Regions from separate parts of the Homo sapiens genome. Here all the other regions are linked to region 3. Evidence: chromatin loops called from intact Hi-C (ENCODE). Cell type or tissue: PC-3. All regions are shown on one strand.

Region 1 (8,000 bases), 82 kb before region 3:
TTACACAAAGGTCATGTGAGCACACAGCATAAAGGCAGCTGCCCACAAGCCAGGAAGAGAAGCATCATCAGAAACCGACCATACTGGCTTCCTGATCTCAGACTTTCAGCCTCCAGAATGGTGAGAAATAAATTTCTGTTGGTTAAGTCACCCAGTCTGTATTTTGTTATGGCAGCCCAAGGTGACAAATATTGTTTCTCCTTGATGGCTGTGCATTTGGAGGGAGCCTCTGTGAGCCCTGACTTTCCTCTAGGAGCAGGTTGGGTAGGAAAGTAACATCGACCAGCTGAGTGTAGTTCATACAGATGTGGACCAGACAGGGCGTGAAAGGTGGAAGGAGAGGACTGGTCCCAAAGGCCAAACACCAAGACTGAAAGGCAAGCTTAGGAGAAATCGACACTGTTAGGAGGAATTGACAAAGTAAATCTTATGACAAATTTCAAAATTAAAAAATTTAAAAACCCTAATAGAAATAAAACGTCTCATTTGGATAATGTTTTAAATCTTCTAAGTGCTTTTCTATCTGTCTTCTCATTGGATCCTCAGATTAACGTTTGAAGTTAGAGTTTATAATTATTATTTATCTAAGCTTGTCAGATGAAGAAACTAAGAGCCTAATAATTTAATTAAATGACTTGCGTAAGTTTTAACAGCTAATTTGCAACAGAGTAAATCTTATGAAAATTTCAAAATTAAAATATTGTCATAATAATGCAGAAAGTCTATTTTGGGAAGGCTGGCCAAAATTATAATGGAAATTTTTTTTATTTAAAGGGGCCCTTATTAATTTGCAAGGCTTTGCTATGGTTACCCACATGCTAAAAACTCCCACATGTCCATCCCCCTCTGACTTCGGTGAGCTCCAGGCTCATATACCCAGTGCTTATTTGAAGCTCCTCTTGTATTCCTCATAGGCATCATAAATGGAATGCAGAGTTAGCCAGGACTGAAGAACCCTCAAAAAAGGCTGTGGAAGAGTCCCCTTGCTATTGCACTTCCCCTGATTCTTCTGACCCCAACCCTGGGCATGGTCACCATGGCTCATAGACATGAGTCACTGAGTGTATAGGTGTGGATCTGAGGGATTTTGGATTGGTTTCCAAGCTTGTTTATAGATTTGACTTCATAATGGTGATTTGTGTTTATTTCAGTGCTTGAGTCAGGAGGTTTGCCTGACATCCTGAAGACCAAGGTCTTCTCTGTGGAGAACTATCTAGCACATGTGACAGCTCTGAGAGTGTTTTTAAGAACAGGTTGATGTGTATGCTCTGTATTAATTTTTTTTTATAGATTTGAGGGTGTGTAGTCATCCATGCTCTTTTTGATCTTTGGATCTTTTGCTGCATTCTTAGTTAAGTTTGTAATCTACATTAATGGCAACAGAAGGGTAAACTGACTAAGAGGGTTATTACACACTGGTTTGTATTGCCAAGGGAGGCAGCACAATCCATTTTCCTGACGGTTTTGGCACGATCCTTCCTGGCACCTCAGAGATGGGCAATGTGATGTTATATACACTCTTGTGCTTGGTTATTAATCTGGGTGTTTTGGATGAACATAAAGTAAAACATGCAGGGAACCATTAATGTATTGTATGGGGAGGTGAGGTGGTAAATCATATCTCAGCTTCTCATCCATAGTGATTCATTGGGAACATTTTTCCCCATGCTTGGTTCCATGAGCAAATGAATGAAATTTCAGTCTCATGAAGATTTCCACCCATGAGCAAAATTTTATTAATTTTTTGCCTGTTCCAAATTACAAATTAGCTTTATTATTCTTGTTACTATTCAAATAGAACACCATACAATACATTCAGTTTCTCTACTTGATCCAATTTCTTTGAAAATTTAACAAATATAATCAAATAGACTAAGCATAACAATTTTTATCAAATTCCACATGGTATTTATTTGGATTGGTGTGTGTTATTTGGTAGGTCTCTATTTACCTATTTTGGAGGAAACCATTATTTCTTCCTTTTATTTTTATATATGCAATGTCCAATTTCAGAGTCTCATTTGCCTGTGAATTGAGAGAGTTCAGTGGACTCATGGAAGACTTGGGTTCTGGCTTTCGACTGCTTTTTTGCTTCCATGCATCTCTGATATTCTTACTCCTAGTAAAGATATCCTAGTAAAGATAACCTCCCACTAAGAGTCAGCAAACAATCAGCAGAAAAGATTGAGTTTCTCCCTTTCCAAAGCCAGTTAGTCAGTCAACAAACAATTCCTAAGTGCCCACCAAGCATTGAGCTCACCCTGGAGACACTGAGGCAGACAATCGTGATTGTGCAGAATCAGTTGGAACGAGGTTATCTGGATGGTGGTAAGGGAGACAGAATGAGAGGAAACAGAGGATTTGCACATAATTGATATTTTCAGTTAGATGAAAAAAATACATTTGAAGTTTGGGATTCAGCATCCCAAATCTAGAATAAGGGACCAGGAAGGCCCCTGCGTGCTTTATGAAGATCACTGATAGATTGTTACCGTGGGGCCCATGGGAGTATCAGCAGGAGGGCAAGCCACACAAAAATAGAAAAGAGAAAAAATGTCCCCAAAGTATGTATATAATTGCAGTTTTACACTTAAAAAATTTTTTCTATATATGCAAAGAAGGTATGTTTTAAAAAAGATTGATGATTGTTAGAGCCAGAAGTGACTTTAGGAATGCTTGGATTTAGGAATTTTCTAACTTTGGTGTACATCAGAATATCTTGGGAGTTTGTAAAAATAAATACCAATGCACAGATCCTAACCTGATGGCCAAGATCTGCTTTCCTAGGTAACTCTAAAATATACTGAGGTTTGAAAACCACTTATTAGTCCAGTTTTTATTTTACAGAGAAGAAAACTGGCATCCAGAGGGGTTAATATACTCACCCACGGTCATATCAATTCCCTTCCTAGTTTAATCTCTATTGGCTGTGTGCCCAGACAAGAAAAAAATGCATCCACTTTGGGAATTGTCCAGAGATAATTTTTTTTCCTGTCTTATGATAGAAAAGAAAGGAAATGTACAAGCAATTTGGGAAAAAATTACTACATATGTATTTGTGAGTATAGTTGCTAGACATATAGATATATATTGCAATCAGGTAGCATAGATTCAAGTTGCCCTGAATATACACTCCCCTTAGATATCTTTTATGGCTATAAAATTTTATGATAGATGAAACTATTAATAGATATTTTCTATTTTCTCATTTTTGCCTACAATTAAGAAAAAGATATTTATTTTTCGAACTATCCACGCCAGGGATTATACGGTGTTAGGCATAGTTAACTGAATTTCATCATCACCCCTAATATAGGTAAGTATGCCAGGCTTATTGTTTTAGATGAGGAAACAAAGAGAAGTGTCATACTTATCACATTAAAATATTAATAAATTTATTAGAATTATAATGGAAATGGAAAGTTCCTGACACTCTTGTTAGTGCTGGGCCTACAACCTCAGTTTTCATAAAAGATCTAGAGTTCAAGGTACCAAATTTTATCAAAATAAGTTTGGGTTTAAGTTCACCAACTCGCCTGTGGCCTACTCGTCCTTTCTGGCAATGATTAACACTAGTGTTTAATGCACGTTTTAAAGTGTGTTCTTTAAACTCTTTTACCAAACAGAACTTCCTTTTTATGTAATGAGTCAGCTCTCCGGGTATTTGTAGCCCGGGGAATTGCCTCTCCAGTGGTGGAGATACGGAGCCCAGCTGCCAGGGTAAACAGCCACTTCCTAATATAATTGCTCAGAAATGCTGGAGGAGAAAATGTAAGAAAAGAAATTGCTCTGTCTTGTAAACAGTCAACTGTGTTTTACAATAGCGTACCAGCACTCCAAATCATTCATCAACTTGAGTAACATGGCTGGATTTCACTGTTAGGTTTACTTGGTAGTCACATTAATCCTTCTCTTCTACATAATGTGCCAGATTTCTTTGATGACAAACAGTACACCAAGGGTCTAAATATGGTTTTAGGAGCAAGCTTTTAACCAGACTCAAACTTATCTCAGAGGCCATTTTCGCTTTCTCTCTTCTTGAGTGGGGCCAGAGCTCAAGTTTGACTCAGGACCATTTAGGGACTTTTTTCTTTATTTTAATTTTTCTAATGATATCATTACAAATTATTTTTTAAAATAGCAGTTAATTAAGATGGGAACTAAGCCAGAATCACATAATCATGGCCTGCAAAGAAGCTCCTAGGTTCATACATCAGTGATTTGAATTGTTCTGTTCCTCTCCGCAGGAGCAATGGTGCTGTTACCACTGTATGTGTGCTTTCTGTGCACACAAGAATGTTAAGCGTTCATCCAGAATTCATATTTATTTATTTATTTTTTCTTTTTTGAGACGGAGTCTGGCTCTGTCGCCCAGGCTGGAGTGCCATGGCTTGATCTTGGCTCACTGCAACCTCCACCTCCTGGGTTCCAGCGATCCTCTTGCCTCAAACTCCCGAGTAGCTGGGACTATAGGCATGAGGCACCATGCCTAGCTAAGTTTTGTATTTTTAGTAGAGACAAGGCTTCACCATGTTGGCCAGGCTTGTCTTGAACTCCTGACCTCAGGGGATCTGCCCGACTCGGCCTTCCAAAGTGCTGAGATTACAGACGTGAGCCACTGTGCCCAGCCCAGAATTCATATTTAGAGAAAAACTTTCGGAGGTGATTTCAACTGATCATTGATCAGTCTTCCCACAGTTGTATACTGTTAAGTGAGCTTTATGTGTATGTGAGTTGGCGGTATCTTCATTTAATTTGCTGGATATTGATATTTTTAACTTGTTAGCAGCTGTTAAAAAATTCAAAATGTGCACATACAATATGTTGAATACAAATATCCTTCTTTCTTTTATTTTCCAGCCATCTTATTCCTTTCCCAATCACTGTTACTCGTTTCTTATATATACTTATAGGGGTATGTTGCATATTTACAATCATATGCATATATAAGGATATGTGTATATATTTTTTAATACAGGTGATCGCATACTCTATACACTGTTCTGAACCATACTATTTTCCCCTTAACCATGTCTTGGAGATCTTCCCATCTCAATATTTAATAATATTGTCTTAATCTTCCACCATGGGACATTTAGTTATGTTTAATCTTTTGCTATTACAAAGATGCATTTTCATCTGTGGGAATATATTTATGGGATAAATACCCAGAAGTCAATTTCTGGTTCCAACAATATGTGTACTTTAAATTTTAGTGATTATTGTCAAATTGCAAAAGGTTACAATAATTCATATTCCCACCAGCAAAGCAAGAATGTGCCTGTTTCTATAAATACTTGCCAACACAATTTGTTAAATATTTTGATCTGCTTAAATTTACATCTTTTTTATTATGAATAGTATAGTGCCTATTTATAATCTAAGTCATTTGTTTTTTCCTTTTCTGTGGGTATTCCAATCCTTTGCCTTTAATTTTTTTTATTGATTTATAGTAGCTCTTTATTCAGGGAATAAATTAGTCCTTAGTTTGTCATGTAAAGTACAATTTCTTTTGATCTTACCTATGATGTTTTGAGGTATACAGAAACTTTTATTTTTTATGTAGTCAAATGCATTTAATATTTGATATTATAGCTTCTGAATTTTATGGAAAAATTTAGAAAGGCCTTTTCCACTTTTTTGAGGTTATGAAAAAATTCTTCAATCTTTTCCCCTCCTGGTACTCTTATAGCTTTATTTTTCCATTTTAAATCTTGGTGTTACAGGAAAGGGGTCCCGATCCAGACCCCAAGAGAGGGTTCTTGGATCTCACACAAGAAAAAATTCAGGACGATTCCACAGTGCAAAGCAAAAGCAAGTTTATTAAGAAATTAAAGGAATAAAAGAATGGCTACTCCATAGACAGAGCAGCCCTGAGGGTGCTGGTTGTCCATTTTTTTGGTTATTTCTTGATGATATGCTAAACAAGGGGTGGATTATTCATGCCTCCCTTTTTAGACCATATAGGGTAACTTTCTGACATTGGCATGGCATTTGTGAACTGTCATGGCACTCGTGGGAGTGTAAGCAGTGAGGATGACCAGAGGTCACTCTCGTGGCCATCTTGGTTTTGGTGAGTTTTGGCCAGCTTCTTTATTGCAACCTGTTTTATCAGCAAGATCTTTATGATCTGTATCTTATGCTGACCTCTTAGCTCATTCTGTGACTTAGAAAGCCTTAATTTGATGCAGCCCAATAGGTTTCAGTCTTATTTTACCCAGCTCCTATTCAAGATGGAGTTGCTCTGGCTCACATGTCTCTGACATTGGTGTAGCTGGAATTTTGGGGGTATGTAGAGTGAGGTAGGGATCCAGCATTTCCCACCAGATGGTTGTGAGGACCTTCAGCATGTCTACTGAGCTCTATATTTAGGTCAGCCCTGGGCTAGGCAGGGTGTGGCTGGAGAGCAGGTGTAACCCTGCCTTGTAGAGCTACACTGGATTCTGGAGGGCACATTCCATTGCCCGTGTGTCTGCAATAAAGGCACTGGGGGGCTCTGCAGAGATGTTAGGGGACTTATGGGAAGAGGAGAATATTGACTTATTGGAACAGAGTGGGGGTGAGTGGCTATGAGCATGGTGGTATAAATGGAGCAGTCAAGCATTTCAGATAAAGAAAAATAAGAACCTGCTTTTGCCATTGGGAATGAAATTAATGTCAATATTTTGTATCCCTGTTACCTCACTACACAGTGATAGAGGGCATTTAAAAATTTGATTTAGGACAACTCTGAACAGGTTTTTGAGGGTTTATGTTTATCTAACTTCAAATAAATCTAGTAATACTAACATCATCTTATGCACCTATAAATACAAGATTGGGAACTTCCAACAAATGCATAAGGCTCAAATGAGGGTGGTGCCAAAAGGCTACAACTTTGCTTTAGATTTTATACATTTGAAGGTCCAATAAGTCCCATAAAATGGCTATGTTTTTGTATTTTTCTTTTAGTCTGTGCTGGATGTTTGTTTCTTTCAGCTTTAAGTGTTCACAGGAGGGATGAAGTAAGATTCTTATTACTGAAGTCCTGATGTGTTAAACAGCCCAATTAGAGTAAGAGATTCTCCAGTCATTTCCAGGACATTTGCTGACTGGTGTCACTAGAAGTTCATGGGCTCCACCTTCAACTGGATCCTCTGTGCTGCCCCATAATCCGGCTTTCCTGGTCCGCTCCCTCCTCTGTTCTCACCTGACTGGAGTACGTATCTATCAACATTTTGCTTTTCCATTCCTGCGGTGCCCTGTGATGGAGAGAAGTTTTGGCTTTCTGATTTTTGGAAAACTAGGAACAGGCTTCTGAGGGTTTATGCTCATCCAAATGTAAATACAACCTTGTTTATTTTTTTTTTAATGGAGGCAATTCCACACATTCCCTACCCTCTCTTCATTCACAGCACAAGCTCTCCTTCTGTGTCTTAGAGAAAAAAGAGGCCATCAGAGAGGAGCTCTGGCAACATCTTGCTATAGAGCCTTGTAGTTTGTCTCTGCATTTACCTTTTCTCCCTTTCCCCCTCATTAAACAAGAGAGCATTCCTTCCTTTATCCAAGGCCAATCACCCCACCTCTTACCTGGATTTTGTCACCTCTCATCTTCTCAAGAACCCTGCTCCTTTAACTATCCTCTCTCAGTATATCAACTTTTACATCAGTATATAGTCACCCTCAGAATGTCCTATCTTACAAGTAAATAAATAAGCAGAAACATTGCCTTGACTGTGTCTTCTTCCCTCTGATTCATAGCCAAACTTCCTGAGAGTTGTCTATATTTACCTCTCCTTTACTCTCAGTCCTCAGTGTTCTATAAGTTCACTGAAATGATTCTTGCCAACATCTTTAACAAATTTTCAGTCTTTATTCTTCTTGAAGTTTGGGCCTTTTCACAACTGGGACCTCTCCCTCCTTCTTGATGTGCTCCTTTTCCTTCCCAAGACTCCTCTCTGGCAGCTCCTCTGGTGTCTCTGAGACTCTTCCTCCTGTGCCCATCTTCCAACACCAGGCTT
Region 2 (8,000 bases), 470 kb after region 3:
TTTTAAAAAAATGAAAAAGCATAAATCTATGTTTTGGTGTGTTCATAGTGTGCAGTCATTCTTAGGAGCAACTGTGAATTTACAAAACCTCTCCATTCTCTCCCCTTTCACTCCTACACCTACTATCTGTTCAGCCCTGCGTCTCTTAGAATTTTTTAAACTATATTCTCTCTCATCTCCTAGCTTCTACTTTCTTTCATTTTCCTTCAGGGCTAAACTGTGATAAAAGATGGATCCTCTGCTCTGCTTAGCAACCCCGAAAGCTCTCTGATGCTGCAGGAGACAGTCTCAGCTCCTTTGAGTGGCCTTCTGGCCCCTTGTACAAAGTCCTCACAAACTCATCACCTTCTCTTCTCCCCAAGCACACTGCATTCCAACCACACCCTTTGTCTTCCCATTCCCTAAACAGGTCTCAAACACTGAATCATGCTACAAACATCTTCAAGCCTTTTCACATGCCCTCTGGATGTCCTCCTCCTTTTATGCCTAGTAAAAGCATCCAAATCCTTCCTGGCCTCACCCAGTACCACACAGATTCTACAGGCAGAATCAGGTTATATCCTAGACTCTCATGATTTCAGAGGCTTAAGCTCTTCCTCCCACAAAGTTATCCCATCATGGGATTATGCAACACAAATTATGACTGAAGCAAGAGGCAAACAGAAGCCCAAGTCCCACCTGGCTCAGGTTTCTCTGCACCCCACCCAGTCCAGCTGAGCATGACCACCTCTGTTCACAAGGTGCTCCTACACACCACCATCATCGGTGTTGGTCTTCTAAGTTTCTCAAAAGAACCCAAGGCTAGAAGGCCAGACTCAAATTTAGAATTCTCAGACTTCTTGAAGATCCACCCAGGAATTTTAAGAACCTACCATCACCTGACTTTTCCTCCATACCGGCTCTGCCCAGTACTGTGAGCATAGATACAAGGATATCTCAGCCGGCATGTCCAAACTCAAGCCACACCACCACCACCATTACCTCCTCCAAGCACCATCTCTTGGAAAATGAGACTATCTGGACAAAAAATTCCCTGGCCATGGATACTTAGAATATGGTAGAAAGGAGGCCACAGGATGTAGGTGGCCACATCTCTGTGGTCCCAAGACTCCTTGCATTATGGAGAGAAGTGTAGCCACCTGCACCCGGGTCTTCTGACAAAAGGAGGGGGCAGAAATGGGAGACGGGGAAGTTAGGATAGCATCTACGGACAGGGGCTTCTCTTGTCCTGATTTAAGACGATCAGGCAGTGGTGTGTCTTCAAATAAAAACAAAGACAAGTCTCACTCTGTGAACTGTTTGTCTCTCTAGAACACTGGATCTCAACCAGGGGTGATTTGTTCTCTATGGGATACTTGGCAATGCCTGGAGATATTTTGAGTTGTCGTGATTTGAGAAGATTGGGAGTTGCTACTGTCATCCAGTTGGTAGAGACCAAGGATGCTGCTAAAACTCCTACAGCACATAAGACAGTTCCATCACAACAATAATATAATATTAGTTTGGTACATTACTTCTAATGGCGAAAACCACAATTATCTTTGCACCAACCTAATAATAATAATGGAAAACATTTTCTAAAAGTTAATTTGTAAATTGGTTATATATAATATTGTTGTCAAGCAGATCTTAAAGCAATGGTTCATGTCACTTAACTGCACAAAAGATTTAATCACACACACACGCACACATGTGCATGCATGCATGCACACACCCAGCTTATGAACTAAAGTTCAACTTTCTAAGCTTGACATTCAATATGACTCTTGATCTGGAGCCTACCCTGTTTATCAATTTAATCTTTCTCTATGATCTCCTTATGTAACCCAAAGCCTGTGTCTATGCTACTATCAGACTTAAATATTTTAGACTGCCATATGGCTATCTCCCATATTTTCCCTATCAATTTTTGGCATACTCAACCCCATTCCTGATAGTGAATTAAGTCTTCAGCTGGACCTTCTAATGTAAAATGTTCAAATTCAGAAACTAACTACACTTAAAACAGAATTACCCACTAGAATACATCAAGGCTGTACCACTAAGATAATAATAACTAGCTCTTGGGATTGGAAGGATAAGACAACGATACCATGTATAAATCACTGTGAAGATGTTACCATTATGATGTCCCTACCTCATAATAGCACTCAATGAAATGTCTGTGTCTCTCCTATAATTAAAAAGGCATTCCAAGTAGGAAAATAGCTTTTGCAAATAAATTAAAGTAAGGCTATTTACAGTAAAATAATAATAATAATAATAATAATAATAATAATAATAATAATAATAATGTAGCACAATAGAAGCTTATTTCTCACTCACATAAAATCCAAAACAGATGTTCCTGCTTGGTGGCAGGAGTGGAAGGTCGGCTGTGTGGATGAAGGAAGACTGCTTCATAGCTTCACGCAGAGCCGTAGGCTGGAAGTCTCCATCACCTTCCACATGTGGCTTCCATGATCATCCTGTGTGTCAACATCCAGTGGGCAGATGGGAAAAGAGAAAGCACAGGGTATGTGCCACCACTTCTTAACCACTTGGCCAAGACATGGTACACATCATCTCAGCTCATATTCCACCGGCAAGAACTAGTCCCACCTGGATGCAAGGGAGGGTAGGACTGGAAAATGAGGGCCCTGGCTGGGCAGAGCTTCTCAGCAACAACGCTACACTATGGAAAGGACATTAGCTATCTTTACCACAGCAAAGCACAAGGGTATAGGAGATGAAGCAAAGACAGAGAGCAGTGGGCAGGCTTGCCTGGCTAGAATATGAATTGGAGCTTCGTGGCAGATGAGAACGGTTAGGTAAGGAAAGACAGCCAGATAACAGGAGACTCATGACTCTATCATTATGAATGTTTTCTATTTGAGAGACAGCTGTGAATCCGACCTTGAAGAAGAGTTATTTGATAAATAATGATGTTTAAAACAGACACTGTAGCCACAAAGTAATTTTTGTTTCATTACGAAATGAATCTGGTTTTTATTCAGGCATATCTTCCTTATGTGGAAATTCATAACTTTAAAAACGAATCATTGCATCACTAAGAACTCTTTTCACAGCATTCTCTTACCCCTTCCAAGTACCCTTTTCAATCAATGTGCTTTCTCCTTCCTTCAATTGCTTCTATGGGCTTGCAGAATCTGCTGCTGTGTTTGTTCCTTTGCTGTTCTCCTTTAATTGCTGTCTCTGCTGTGTCTGGTTCTCCTCCTTTCTTTTGGCCCAGACTATTTATTTCTAAAACCCATCAGCATTCTGTGAGGGTTAGGATTCATTTCAGAGAAACTCAAGGGAATTACCTCTGGGTGATTTTTCAGCCCAGGTATTTGGGGCAGTTAAAATGTCATTTATTTCTCTAGACTTGCATGATGTTGTGCAAAACATGAAATTAATCTTAACTACACAACATTCAACTCTTGACATTTCAAGACCTTTATTAAAATGTTGAAATAGAATTTTCCTTTAAATATGTTAATAGAAGAGACTTGTTGCTTTCCCTATGTGATAACTTTCTTCAACTCCCACATCATCTTTCATTACCCAGAGAAACACACCTTTGATTTTATAACGGAAGTCAATGGAAAAAAAACTTGCTATATAGAAATACACATTTACAGTAAAGTTTTTTATGCTGATATTCACTCAGTAATAGAATGTATACCCATATAATCTATTGTTCTAGCTTTCCATAGATGTCAAAAATGTTGTCAGCCTGATGCTAGAATATCACTGCTATTAGTGTGCCATCTAGTGGCTGATGTTGTGATATTTTCCATTCTTTGTTGAGGTAGAAGAGGCTTTAAGTGACATATGGAAAGTCCAGTGAGATTCCTTCTTTGATACAATGCAGGGATGACACAGTTGTATAAAGCCAATGGCCAAATGTTGAGTCATCTGATGATGTGTAGAGGATCGTTTGTAAGTTCTTACTTAGCCAATATAATTAAGAAATGAAGCTATTACAAGAACAATTAAATATATTTGTTAGCTCGCTGTATCATGATGCACAAACCATATGTGCATTAACCATATACCAAGAACCAGAATACAATAAAATGCATTTGACCCTAAATTTAAATTAGATTTAATTTTACTCTTGTTATTCAGATGGTACTTTAGGATCTTATAGGTCTAGGCTTTGAATACTAATTCTCATTGTGTAGTATACAAAAATGTATGTTTGAGCTTTCTGGTTGCTTGGATTTAAAACTAAAAGTGGTTTTGTATTTATAAAGGATCAAACCTATCATGCATAGTGTGAGTGGCAGCATATCCACCATTTTAGTTGATTCTTTGTAGTATTATAACCATAATCGCATGATCTTATATATTGCTTTATTCCAATATTAAAGATTGAGAGATAATGATAATGATTTTATCTTTTAGTTATAGAATTGCCTTCAAATGCCTTGTTTTATAATCATCTCAAAGTCAAACAAGAGATTCCTTTAATCGTTACATCATTTTTCATAGGCAAGTAATGAGGGACTGAATGGTTTTGCTGTTGAAGACAGAAGGACAAAAAAGTAAAATCATATTCTCCAAACATATACAGATAGTATTGAAAAGAAGTGTAAGAATTAGTTATTGTTTGTTTGCCCTTGGAAATAACAGTTATTATTCTGTTATTATTTTTAAACATCTATTTTATTTATTATTATTAAAGGAGCAGTTATCACTAATGCAATCATTTCAGAAAAATTTTCTTTAAAGCAAACACAGGAAAACAGAAACAAAAACCACCTCCATTTAATTGAGTTCTTAGTATGTGCCACGTGATTTAAATACTTTACATACTTTTCTTACTTAGTCCTCACACAACCTGATAAAGTTTCATTTTATAAAGGAAGAAACCAGGCTGAGTCATTGAATAACTTATTTTAAGCCACATTGACAGTAAAGGGCAGCTTCTGGATAAAACCTAAGTGTGTCCAATTTTGAAGCCGTGCTTATAAATGTGACAAAAAATACTTTATAACCATGTCAGGAAAACATGCATTGTACCTACTACTCTACAAAGTCTAGCCAAGAGCAGAACTGACATGCATTGTCTTATTTGCCATAGGTAAATCAACAGGAAAGCGAAGTATAAACAGTTAACTCAGACTAGTATATTACCCAGGGTTTTATACTGGTTGATCTGCCATTATTCCAGAGGCAAGACTACAAATCACTTGGATAACATGATCCTGCAATGTCAAGGTAGGTAAATAACTTGTGAGAGTTTTTAAATGATGCCATCACCACTGCAGAAGAGTATATTTACTCCTTCTGCTTTCCTTAAAATGGCTAGCATTAGGCTCTTTATTCAGAAATTTTTATATTATAACATACCTTATCTTATATCATTATCTTCTCCCAACAATCTATTAGGCCAACGTGCTAGATCAGTGATGTTACTTTAAGGCCCTCTCAATCTTTTTTAAAAGTTGTAAACAGACCACTGTGCCACGTAAAGATTAAAGTGTAAAGACTGAGACTTCAAGAATAAATTTTAATGCTGTGATCATATAATATATAAATTTTGCCAAACTACTTTTTGAGCTGCATGCTAATTAAATACAATGCTTAACAACCACTGATACACACACACACACACACACACACACACACACACACACACATAGAACTACTTTTACATAGCTAAACCAAGAAATGGGAAAGCTTGTTACTTTGTTTCTAGATTCCTGGATTCATAATTCAAGGGCATTGTGATAGATCTCCTTTGTTGTTCTTCCTATATCCACCCCTCCCTCCCCAAGCCAATGGAACCTTAAGTTCGTTCAGGTGGCTGCTGAGATCTTTCCCTCTGTCGAGTATTTATGGATGGGTTTAAACCAATCGTGATTCATCCCAGGGCCAGGGATAAATTATGATTGGTCTAAACCAGCCTTAGTAATCTTAGTAATCTTGTAACTTTGTCTGGGAATGAAGTGACAAATTTTGGTCAATGAGATGAAAGCAGAAGTTTTTGAATGAGCCTCCAGGGCTTGTCTTTCTGATTAACACAGATAACATAGAAAAGAACTTTTGTCTTTCTGATTAACATTGATAAACTTACAGAAGACAGCCTTTGCCTTTCTCTTCTCTTCTGCCTGCAATGAAGACATAGTCCCTGGAGGCACAGCAGACATTTGTGACCATAAGATGACAAGCCTGAGGACAAAAGTCAACTTTTATTTTTTGAGACGGAGTCTCATCCTGTGGCCCAGGCTGGAATACAGTGGCATGATCTCGGCTCACTGCAACCACATCCCCGGTTCAAGGGATTCTCATGTCTTAGCTTCCCTAGTAGCTGGGACTACAGGCATGCACCACCATGCCCAGCTAATTTTTGTAATTTTAATAGAGACGGGGTATCACCATGTTGGCCAGGCTGATCTCGAACTCCTGACCTCAGGCGATCTGCCCACCTGCACTTCCCAAAGTGCCAGGATTACAGGCGTGAGCCATCTCACCTGGACAAAAGTCAATTTTCTAAGGATGATGCAACAGGATGATAGGTCTCTGACAGCATCGCTGAGTTCATTGAATAGCTGTATCAGGACGTTTCTTACCTTTGGATTCCTTGCAATGTGACAAAAAGTTTTATTTATATAAGCTATTGTTTGTAGGGGTTTCTGTTACTTGCAGCCTCATGTATTAGGTTGAACCATATGATATGTTGTAAACAAAAATAGTTGAAGCTTAGCAGATTTCTATGATTCAACCAATTTTATGAATTGATGCTGAATTCAAGACCCTTTCACTTCTCCAGCAATCAAAACCTCTCCTTTTCCTCTCTCCTGCCACCTGATACCACACAAAATAGATCTTTATATATATATATTTCTGACATTTAATCAATGATGTGCTGGTAAACTAGTTTGTTAGGAGGAAAAGCCCTGATTTGTACTGTATTTATGGTATAACTACTCCCACTATGTCTCATTTTAAGCTTCCAGCTTGAGGTCACTGAAAAAGGAGTTGGAAAGAAATGCTCGCAATCAGCTCTTCTGAGCTGCTACTACAGCCAGCTCCAGCATGCCACTGCCCACGCATTGGCCAAAGCTCTGTTACAGTGTATGATGGTCAGAGCTAATGTTAGAAAGTAATTTATTATCCTTACTATTATTCTCTTTGTAGCATTGAGACAAAGATACAAGAAAAATATAATATATCCAATAATTATATGATATATATGCTAAGTACATATTATGTACACATAAAATAATTATAAAATACAATAATTATATCATATAATTAGGATATGGGGAAATTGACAAGATAAATGTAGATCTTTGCCCTCTGATTCATTTAGATCTAGTAAAAAAAACTAAAGAAAATGTGTCAGAGTAGCCACCAAGGAGACATAAAATAGTATGAATTTTTACCAACAAAATAACTTATAATTTTGATATAATTATAATTCTACATTATGGCTTTATTATAATTTATAAGAATATATAATTTTACCAACAAATTAATTAATATGAATTTTTACCAACTAGCTCTTCTATTGCCTAACTTTTATCAGTTATCTCTAATGGGTAAGAAAGAAAACCAAGATATCCTTCACTGGTTATTCATTTTTTGAAAAAGCTGTATTCTGTTGCAGTTAAAGAAGATGAAGCATTTGACTTCCATTTGGGACAGTGACCTTTATAAAATACCGCCCTCCCTCCCCCAAACCCTCAGCCCCCAAACTCATTTTCTCTAGCTGTTGAATGCCAAAAATCCATTTAGTTTTCAAACATTGCCTTTTTTCTATTAGTTTTAGGTAGCTGGTCCAAGAAATGATTGAGATTCTTCCCAGTTTAAACTTAAGATGCTTGAATGTACTGCCAGTACCAAATGAAGGTCTCTGCATTCTTCATCACCCTGTGCCCAGTCTCCGTCTTTTATCATCTTCTTTTAACAATCTTAGTAATCCCAAATAAAGTGAAATGGAACATATTAATAGTTACTCTTGGGGAATTTTTTTTGGACTGGAGTTGATATATAACTGTGGCTGG
Region 3 (8,000 bases):
ATATTGAGCTAAATATATAATGTATATATTACCTCACCTACGTATCCTTTGTTTTCTGTGGTGGGAACACAAAATCTCTCTCAAGGGTACAATATTTTGTTATTAACTATCATCACCATGTTGTAGAATAGAGCTCTGGAACTTGTTTTTCCTGTCTAACTGAAATTTTGTATCTTTTGACTAACATCTCCTGAATCTTCCCCTCACTCCTGCCTCCAGCCCCTGGTAACCACCATTCTACTCTCTGCTTCTATGTTTGACTATTTTATATTCCAAATATAAGTGAGGTTATGCAGTATTTGTATTTCTCTTCCTGGCTAATTTCATTTAATGCTATGTCCTTCAGGTTAGATGTAGGATCTTTATATTAAAAAGACTGAAAGACGGTTTTCCTGTAAATATGTCCCATGTTCTTCTAGGAAAAGTCCTTTAGGTCTTGTCTTCCTATCTTCTGGTTTTAAATTTGTACCAACATTTCCTCTGTTTCACTAAATGAGGACTCAGTTTCATCTGGAAATCTCAATTCTAATCATTATCTAAAAGCCTCAACTTACAAATAGCATGCTATACTGGAAAAGTATTTTTCAGGAATCCCTCGATGATTAAAATGAACTGATATACAAATTAGAGAAGAAACAAAAGCATTCAATAGTGAAAATACAGTATTTTCCGGATCATAATAATTATGTGTTGTAATTCTATACGTATCAGTTTGTAATTTTCTGTTTTGTGATTATTCAATCAACCCTTGTCTTCATTTTTAGACTTTAAATTCCACAAGGATAGGGACTGTGCTTCGGTCATTATTAAATTCCAGCACCCATTCTCTGATATATAGTAGGCATTCAAACATAATTGTCAAATGAATGAATGAATACATACATGGCTTAGTAATAAAAATGATCCTTTGCAAGTCAATGTTTTTATGTAATAGTCTTTTAATAAGTTCACCTGTACTTAATAGGGTTATTCATACTCTTAATATTTCTATTAAGAAAGTAGAAGACTGACAGAGGTTAAAAGCGGCTCATTAACTTAGCAGAGAGGCAGGCTTGAGGAGGAGCCTCCAGTCTTCTGAGCCCCAGTTTGGGTTTGTTTCCGGTAAGATGACAAAGGATTTGGAGAATGAGGAAATGCCACCTTATTTCCCTTGTTAGTAGTTTTCCTTTCTTTCCCCCTGCAATAGTTTCATAACTTGCAACCTATAGATGCAGAAAGAAGAAGGGAGAGCATCTTCAAACAGTTAGTTAGGACTCTCCTTCTGGGAGGAAAGTGGATATCAAAGTACAGGATTGTTATATCCTCATGACTCAGAGCCCTGCATCCCAGGGGTGGTGACAAATCTGAAGCTCTGATGAAATTAGAACATACTGCTCACCCCCAGGCAGGTAGGTGTCTTGAGTATCAAAGGGTTAGTATCAACAGTGACAGTATTTAAAACGAATGTGCTATCTTACTGAGAAATTAACATGTAGGCAGATGTATAACTTTTAATTTAGTTATTTACTAAATAAATAATGTTTTATTTAGTGCCTGAAAATATCATACATAGAAAGATAGTTTTGACCATCTGGAAACTATTTTGGGGAAATTAAAAGTTTGGAGCTCAATTCTATCAATAATCCCCTCCTGCCTTTATTATTATTATTATTATTATTATTATTATTTCCCTGTTGCCTTGTCCTCAAATCAGATCCTAAAGCTTGTTTCCTATAAAGCAGTTCCCAACAAATTTGTAAGTCAGACTCTGTCCAATGTCCTCTGATATTTAGACATTCCTCTCTGATTTTGCTCTGAGTCACATGAACATATCACAGACATAAATGTTCTTGCTTTTTTGCTACTCTTAGAACATGTGGATATGATTTACTTCCTAAAACAGGATTCTTTGAACACCTACTTTCTACAAAATCCAACTCCCATGAAATCTGAGAGAGGTTTTCCTCTAAAGTATAAACCACAAGCATAACCAAATGAATTTTTTTTATTATACTTTAAGTTCTAGGGTACATGTGCACAACGTGCAGTTTTGTAATTTTTAAAAATCAAATTAGGCCATTAGAATAATGTTCTGTATCACTGGGATGGGAATTTAATGCTAGACAATTTAGGGTCATTATTATCATGCCAGGCACAACTGTCTTCAATTAGTTATGTCAAGGTGGGGATATAATTGTTGGACATGTTGGCTTCTTGTTTCATTCGGCTTCCATGCTGCATGAAGATTCCAGAAAACCATGATTAACTGGAATATTTGGGGAATGAAGACTTAAGTTTTATTTAATTTTTTAGTCAGCTTAAGTTTAAGCAGAAAGCACTTGGCTTTAGTTTTTGTTGAAAAACTTTCTAAAATAAGTTTATTTTCTTGCATCAAAAGGATAGCACAGTGGAAAGCTGTTTTCAATAGTTAAGAACATTACGAGTCCCTTGGGATCATTTTCTGACTCTTATAAAATGTTAACAGAGAGAGGGTTTTGAGATGAAAATGGATATGGAAACTAGTTAACAACTAGGCCCCTGGGTCAAACAGCTAGTTATCTCTGACTTTAAAAAGTGGACGATAAACTATTTATTGAGCACCTGCTATTTTACAGGGCATAGACTTTTCCCTTTAGGAGCCTCAATTCTGATGGGGAAGAGAGGGGTGTGTTTAAAAATAATTACTCTACAATGTTGTAAGTGCTTATGAAGGTATACAGCAAGTGCTATTGTAGCTCAGGGCAAGGAACTACCAATGGCCTAAAGGAGTCAAAGGCCTTCCTTTGGGAAAAATGATGGTCTGGGCCTTGACACACACATGAGTTAAATGGAGAAGAGGATGTAGGACATCCTTGATGTAATGAGTGAAACCTATGTAGGGCATGGTGTGTATGTCTTTGTGACAGGGCAAGGAGAGACTGGTAGCAGATGAGGTTGGACCAGCAGCCTGGGGACCATTTATACAGAATTCAAGCACTATTTTGCAAGTAAGGTATGACAGTGGAATAAACAATCTGACTTGTGTTTCAGAAAGATTACTCTTTTGGTGGTGGGAAAGAAGGACCGGAAGGAGGAAGCGACAATTTTGATAAATTATCCAGTTAATATTTCAAAAGAATCTTTTTACTGTTTGTTTATTGACCTAAATTATAGTTTGTATTTTTTATTTACCTTTAAGTAAGAAAACATTTCAGTTCTCTTCTCTTACTTAGGTGCTATGTTATTATCATCATTCTCAGTATTGGGAAACTGAGGCACAGTGGGCATGTGACTTCCCCGAAATTCTGAATTGAATCAACCGAGAAACTGACTCAAAACCAGTCTCGAAGTTTCTTCCAGCAACTACTAGACCACACTCCCCACTATTACGGCATATTTATGATATAATTAACTTTCAGAAAGCCATATGGCTTTCATTACAAAGACTAAAGGAATGTGCTTTTCATAACAAATGGCATATGGCCTCCAATAGCTCTTTGCTTGCATGTTTTAACAAAATGAACATGTACATGAATTAGATGCCTCAGGTCAGTTAACAAACTGAAGTTGATTTTCTTTTGCTCTCCCTAATTACAGCTGCATTTCTGACAAATATCAAGGAGTTTTTTGGCAGCCTGTAGGTGCAAAATACATAGCACCTTTTTCTCTTATGGCATTGCTCCTTTAAAGAGTCAACATTTTTCTCTTATTCACAGTGGAGTGTGCCGTTTGTGGAAATGGAGTATTTTTGATGAAGCTGCATGCTTTCAGAATGGTGGAAAATTTAATTGACTTAAATGATACAAAAGGCAAAGGAAAAAACTAAATGAAAATCATTGAGACAAAAGTTGACATTTATCTTTGGTCACTTACATGATGCAGAGGAGAGAGTACATGATAGATGCTCACATGCTGAACTAATTTAACAGCAGTTAAGCGTGAGGGCTCACTCTTAATCTCTTAGAGTTATTTAGAAGCCTTTCTATTTTAGGTAACATGCCTTAAAGTTCTGCTCCCTTAGTTCGCACTGTGCCTCATCCTATTGTTTATTTAGCAGGTTTTTTAATAGAGTCTGAGAATGAGCTTCTTGCAACTTTCACATTATCATATTACAACATTCACCACTGATTATCTGTACTCAAGGTCAATGACATTATCTCATTGGAATTCCCTGGACTCTGGATTTATAATAAGATAGTCCAAAATGCTCTTGTCTGTGATGGAAAAATACAACACAATTACTGTAAGTCAGTTGGTTCTTAAAGTGTTTGAGTTTCAAATTTGGCTACTCATCATATTGGCAAATTGCTTACTTTTCTTTTAAATGCTTGTACTTATATGACACCAATAAAATTTTCTTGATTAATGAAGTGGAAATATATCTACTATAAAAGGAAATTTAAAACATATATATTTCTGAAGTAACTAAAGAAGTAAAAATACATTTTAATTAATATTAAAGTATTTAAATCCTTCTATTCAAAAGCTCATTTCCTTAAGAACAAAGAAAACACATAATTTAGGATGATTTACTCATTAAGAATAAACCAAATGTTTTAAATAATCAATTAAACTTTTAGTCTCTTTTTTTTCCCATCTAAAATGACTCACTCAAATCCTATTCATACAAAAGGAAAGTGTTAATTTGTATCCTAATTCACCTTATATTTACTATAATGTATATTTCTTCTTTGGACAAGTCATAGCTTCTCCTTTCATAAAATAATATCTTCCATTATGTTACAATTACAAACTATGGCTCATAGGACCGGTGAATCATAGGGTTGGATGGAATAAGCCCTTCAGCAGTCATTTTCACCTCCAGGGCATCTCTAAACCATGAGTTGAACAACAAGGCGAGTGAGTAAGGTACACTTTCAGTCAGAAATACAGCTTTGGCTAGATGGAAAAAAAAAGAGTAAATCTGGGAACTCTTTTTCTCTTTAGCAAAATACGTCTTTCTTTCTTTTTGTCAAAGTGAATCTTATTTCAAACTGATATCATTAGAATAATAACCCCACGACAAAAATTGTTGTGTGAGACCATTTAGATTCACTTCATATGTGAGAATCGGATGCTAGCATCTGTAAGACATGAGATAAGCAATGTTTGAAGACAGCAGATTCTGCCCCCACCTATGTCAGCATAATTTATTACATGACTACAAAATACAACAACAGTGCATAAGTATAAAATGTGTAAAAAAATTAATGCTGCATACGTCTGTAAAAAGCCAAACAACAATTTAGAAGAGAAGGCAATTAGGGTAACACTTATGTACTAAGAAATCATTTGAAGTTGGGATACAATGTTATTTTCTTAACTGTCACAATTCACTCATGTTAAGACACTCCTATCTTGCTTTTATCCTCCATAGCATGTAAGGATAGTTACATTGGAGGGAAAACTTCGAGATGCTGAGCCAGGGTGGCTGACAGTGTGAGGAAGTCAGGAAAAAGTTTCAATCGAACCTGATCTCCTTGATCTTTATATGATGGTCTTTTCACGATTAAGCAACCATGAGCACGAAAGGAGAGACATGACTCACTCCAATAACCTTGAATAGTTGGGTTAATTTGAAATTTATATTCTTAAAAAGTTGTGATATGCAAAGACATAAACAACTGGTTTCTCCAGATTTTCAAATCCTGCTCCAAATTATTTTAACAAACACATATGTTATCATTTAAATGGGGGAAATGGCCAAGACCAACCCCAACTGGCTTCAGAGGAAGTTGGATACTGTAAACAGAAGATATGTTTTGGTCTGCTGAGCACCATTTTGGATCTGAATATGGTAAGGTAGTCTTAGTACTAATTTTTGTGGTTGGATATGCAGAGATTTCACTGGAATTGGGAAGATATATGAAAGAAGGGGTAGAGAAGGAGAAATGTTCATGGAAGGGGAGAGGAGCAGAATAGCCAGGGAGATGATGCAATACTGGGAAATCACAGAGGGTAAAGGCAGTGAGTGAAAATACAGGCGTTGGGGTGTCTGCAGGATTATTCAGCACTAGAATGTTTAATTGTCAATCAAGTGGTGTCTGTTTCTGTAATTGTAATGTATTCCAACTCCTCAAACTTTAGTAAAGTCTGTCATAAGAACCCATTTTTTGAGGGTTTTCTTTTGTTCTTGGATTGAAAATTATGGGAAAGGTTTCCTTCCATGTTGGGTGGAATAGGGTCAGCACCAACAGGAAGAGTGGTAAATGAGTAAATTAAGCAGAAGCAGGCATTTGGAGCCAAGGAAGTACCAGCTCTTCCTTCTCCAGCTTTCCTTCCCCCACAAATGTCTAGATATTTTGGAGAGGGTTTTGGTCTTTTACAACCCATGGGATGGATGTTTGAATCAAGGAGAGAGTAGATCCCAGATGATATTTATGCTATATTTATAAAGTCTGAAAATATAACAGTTCATTAAGGGAGAAAGTAAGGATGGAAAATTTTGATCTCTAGCACTCCTTTTTCTTTCATAGTGTTAACAGTGTAACACATGATATTGTTGGCATTTTCTTCTACAGACATACCAGACATTTAGCATTTATTTTTTATTTTTTTTAGTCAAGTCTGAGCTAGTCAATTATGTGTCTGGTAAACCAAAAGATATTACTGAAATCCGTGGCAACAGTTCAGGAACCATCTTGTGCACTTGCATTTATTGGAAGTATAATGGTAGGTTGCCTGTCTCTGTCGCATTCCTCATGGTACGCAGGGAAATTTGCTTGTATGTGAAAATATTTATAGGAAGCAGTTTTGTTTTGTGAGGCATGCAGACTGGTAGCTACATGTTTGAAGATACGCCCATTTTTCTGGCCCTTATCACTTATGAATAATGGCCGTGGGATAGAGTGAAAAAAGTATTAATAACTTAATGCTCAAACTTACCTTTTAAAAGGGCAAATTTCACATATATCTGAAGTGAAAATAAACCTGAAATATAATTTGTTTATGTTAAGTTAGAGTTTTTATGCACGTGCCTCCACTGTATTCTGCTACATTGGTAGTGGCAAAATATGCACATAAATGGATGAGAGAGAAATAGAGACAAAAGACAAAGGAAAGCAAAGATGTTTTAAGATATGGCATAAACAGCAGGTCTAATTTCTTTATTTGGTAAGTCTCGCATACTCTCTGTTTAACAGATGTGCCTCTCACTGCTGTAGCTTGATGTTCTGAGAGGATTCTCAAATAAAATTTATTTGATGGAGCAACACTCATATCATATATCTTGATATTTGAGAACCTTCCAGAAAAGACGAAAGTGTTCTAATAGAACAAGCTCCTTGTCTACGTATCTACATTTGGCCACAACAATGCTATTCTCATAGTTATGGGAAAGGCTGAAGGCCAAATTCGTGTCTGGTTTTGTATCTGGTCGAGTCCTTACATGCTTACATGAAGATTCAGGGAAAGGTTTAATTTTCCCAAGGCTCACAGAGGCAATTGTTTACTGGCACCAAATTATATTTCTGCTTAAAAAAAGATGACACAAACAGATACCATAGAAATCTAAAATGGCAGTCAAATATTAAGTGATTTTAATCCAAACAAATATAACCATAAAAACCTGAAGATTGTTATTAAATCTGGAAACATTATAACATTTTTTTTTGCTTTTCAAGATGAGTCTAGGACCACTTAGACCACAAAAAATCCACCTTGTTTTTGAGTTTGGAGGATATATCTCTGTGTGTGGCTTCCAAGGCTCCAAGTTTGTTCTAAAAAATCTACTCCTGTCCTGCGTCCTCCAATTCCTATTCACATAGGGCTGTGTGTGTGCATGTATGTGCTTGAACAATATTTTACACTTGCACTTAATGAAATTTACCCTCCTAAATTAGGCTTATTTTTCCAGCCTATCAGAATTCAGTAGCATTCTCATTTCTGCCTGGTTAGGATTTATTCTTCCCTGATTCTTTTCATTCACAAAATAGCAAATGTATCATATACAAATTCATTGAATCACTGATGAAAATGGAGAAGAAGGCAGGACAAAGAGAATCCTTTTATGGCACTGGTGCCCACCCTTCAGAGTGACATTG

Evidence for each region. Hi-C counts contacts between places; a loop is a spot of excess contacts. Peaks named below come from ENCODE experiments on the same cell type or tissue, not always from the same donor. Only the 100,000 strongest peaks of a DNase experiment are listed, where the experiment ranks them.
Region 1: a loop joins it to region 3, with 2.7 times the contacts of the local background. A loop is called at or near these places in 15 of 110 quality-filtered maps.
Region 2: it touches region 3 in a loop (5-fold over the local background); 4 of 110 quality-filtered maps call a loop at or near these places.

Annotation. Positions count from the first base shown.
Region 1 is chr12:46,470,143-46,478,142 of GRCh38, forward strand. It overlaps SLC38A4-AS1 (SLC38A4 antisense RNA 1), which reads left to right. Exons shown (of 4, transcript NR_125380.1): 3 at 11-120. The region is part of intron 1 of LOC124902923 (a long non-coding RNA gene); the gene reads right to left. Among named protein-coding and RNA genes, the nearest start is that of SLC38A4-AS1, 90 kb to the left of the region's middle. RefSeq lists a silencer at 316-365 and an enhancer at 3,681-3,880. In PC-3, no CTCF peak of the experiment used is centred here; DNase peaks (open chromatin) are centred at 1,069, 2,929 and 3,699; H3K4me3 peaks cover 358 bases; H3K27ac peaks cover 3,785 bases.
Region 2 is chr12:47,017,661-47,025,660 of GRCh38, forward strand. No RefSeq gene overlaps it. Among named protein-coding and RNA genes, the nearest start is that of PCED1B, 58 kb to the right of the region's middle. In PC-3, a CTCF peak has its summit at 3,756 (motif pointing left); DNase peaks (open chromatin) are centred at 441, 3,831 and 4,851; H3K4me3 peaks cover 322 bases; H3K27ac peaks cover 2,463 bases.
Region 3 is chr12:46,552,255-46,560,254 of GRCh38, forward strand. All of the region lies in intron 3 of SLC38A4-AS1 (SLC38A4 antisense RNA 1), which reads left to right. Among named protein-coding and RNA genes, the nearest start is that of SLC38A4-AS1, 170 kb to the left of the region's middle. In PC-3, no CTCF peak of the experiment used is centred here; DNase peaks (open chromatin) are centred at 1,327, 4,067, 4,777, 5,467 and 1 weaker place; H3K4me3 peaks cover 2,126 bases; H3K27ac peaks cover 6,685 bases.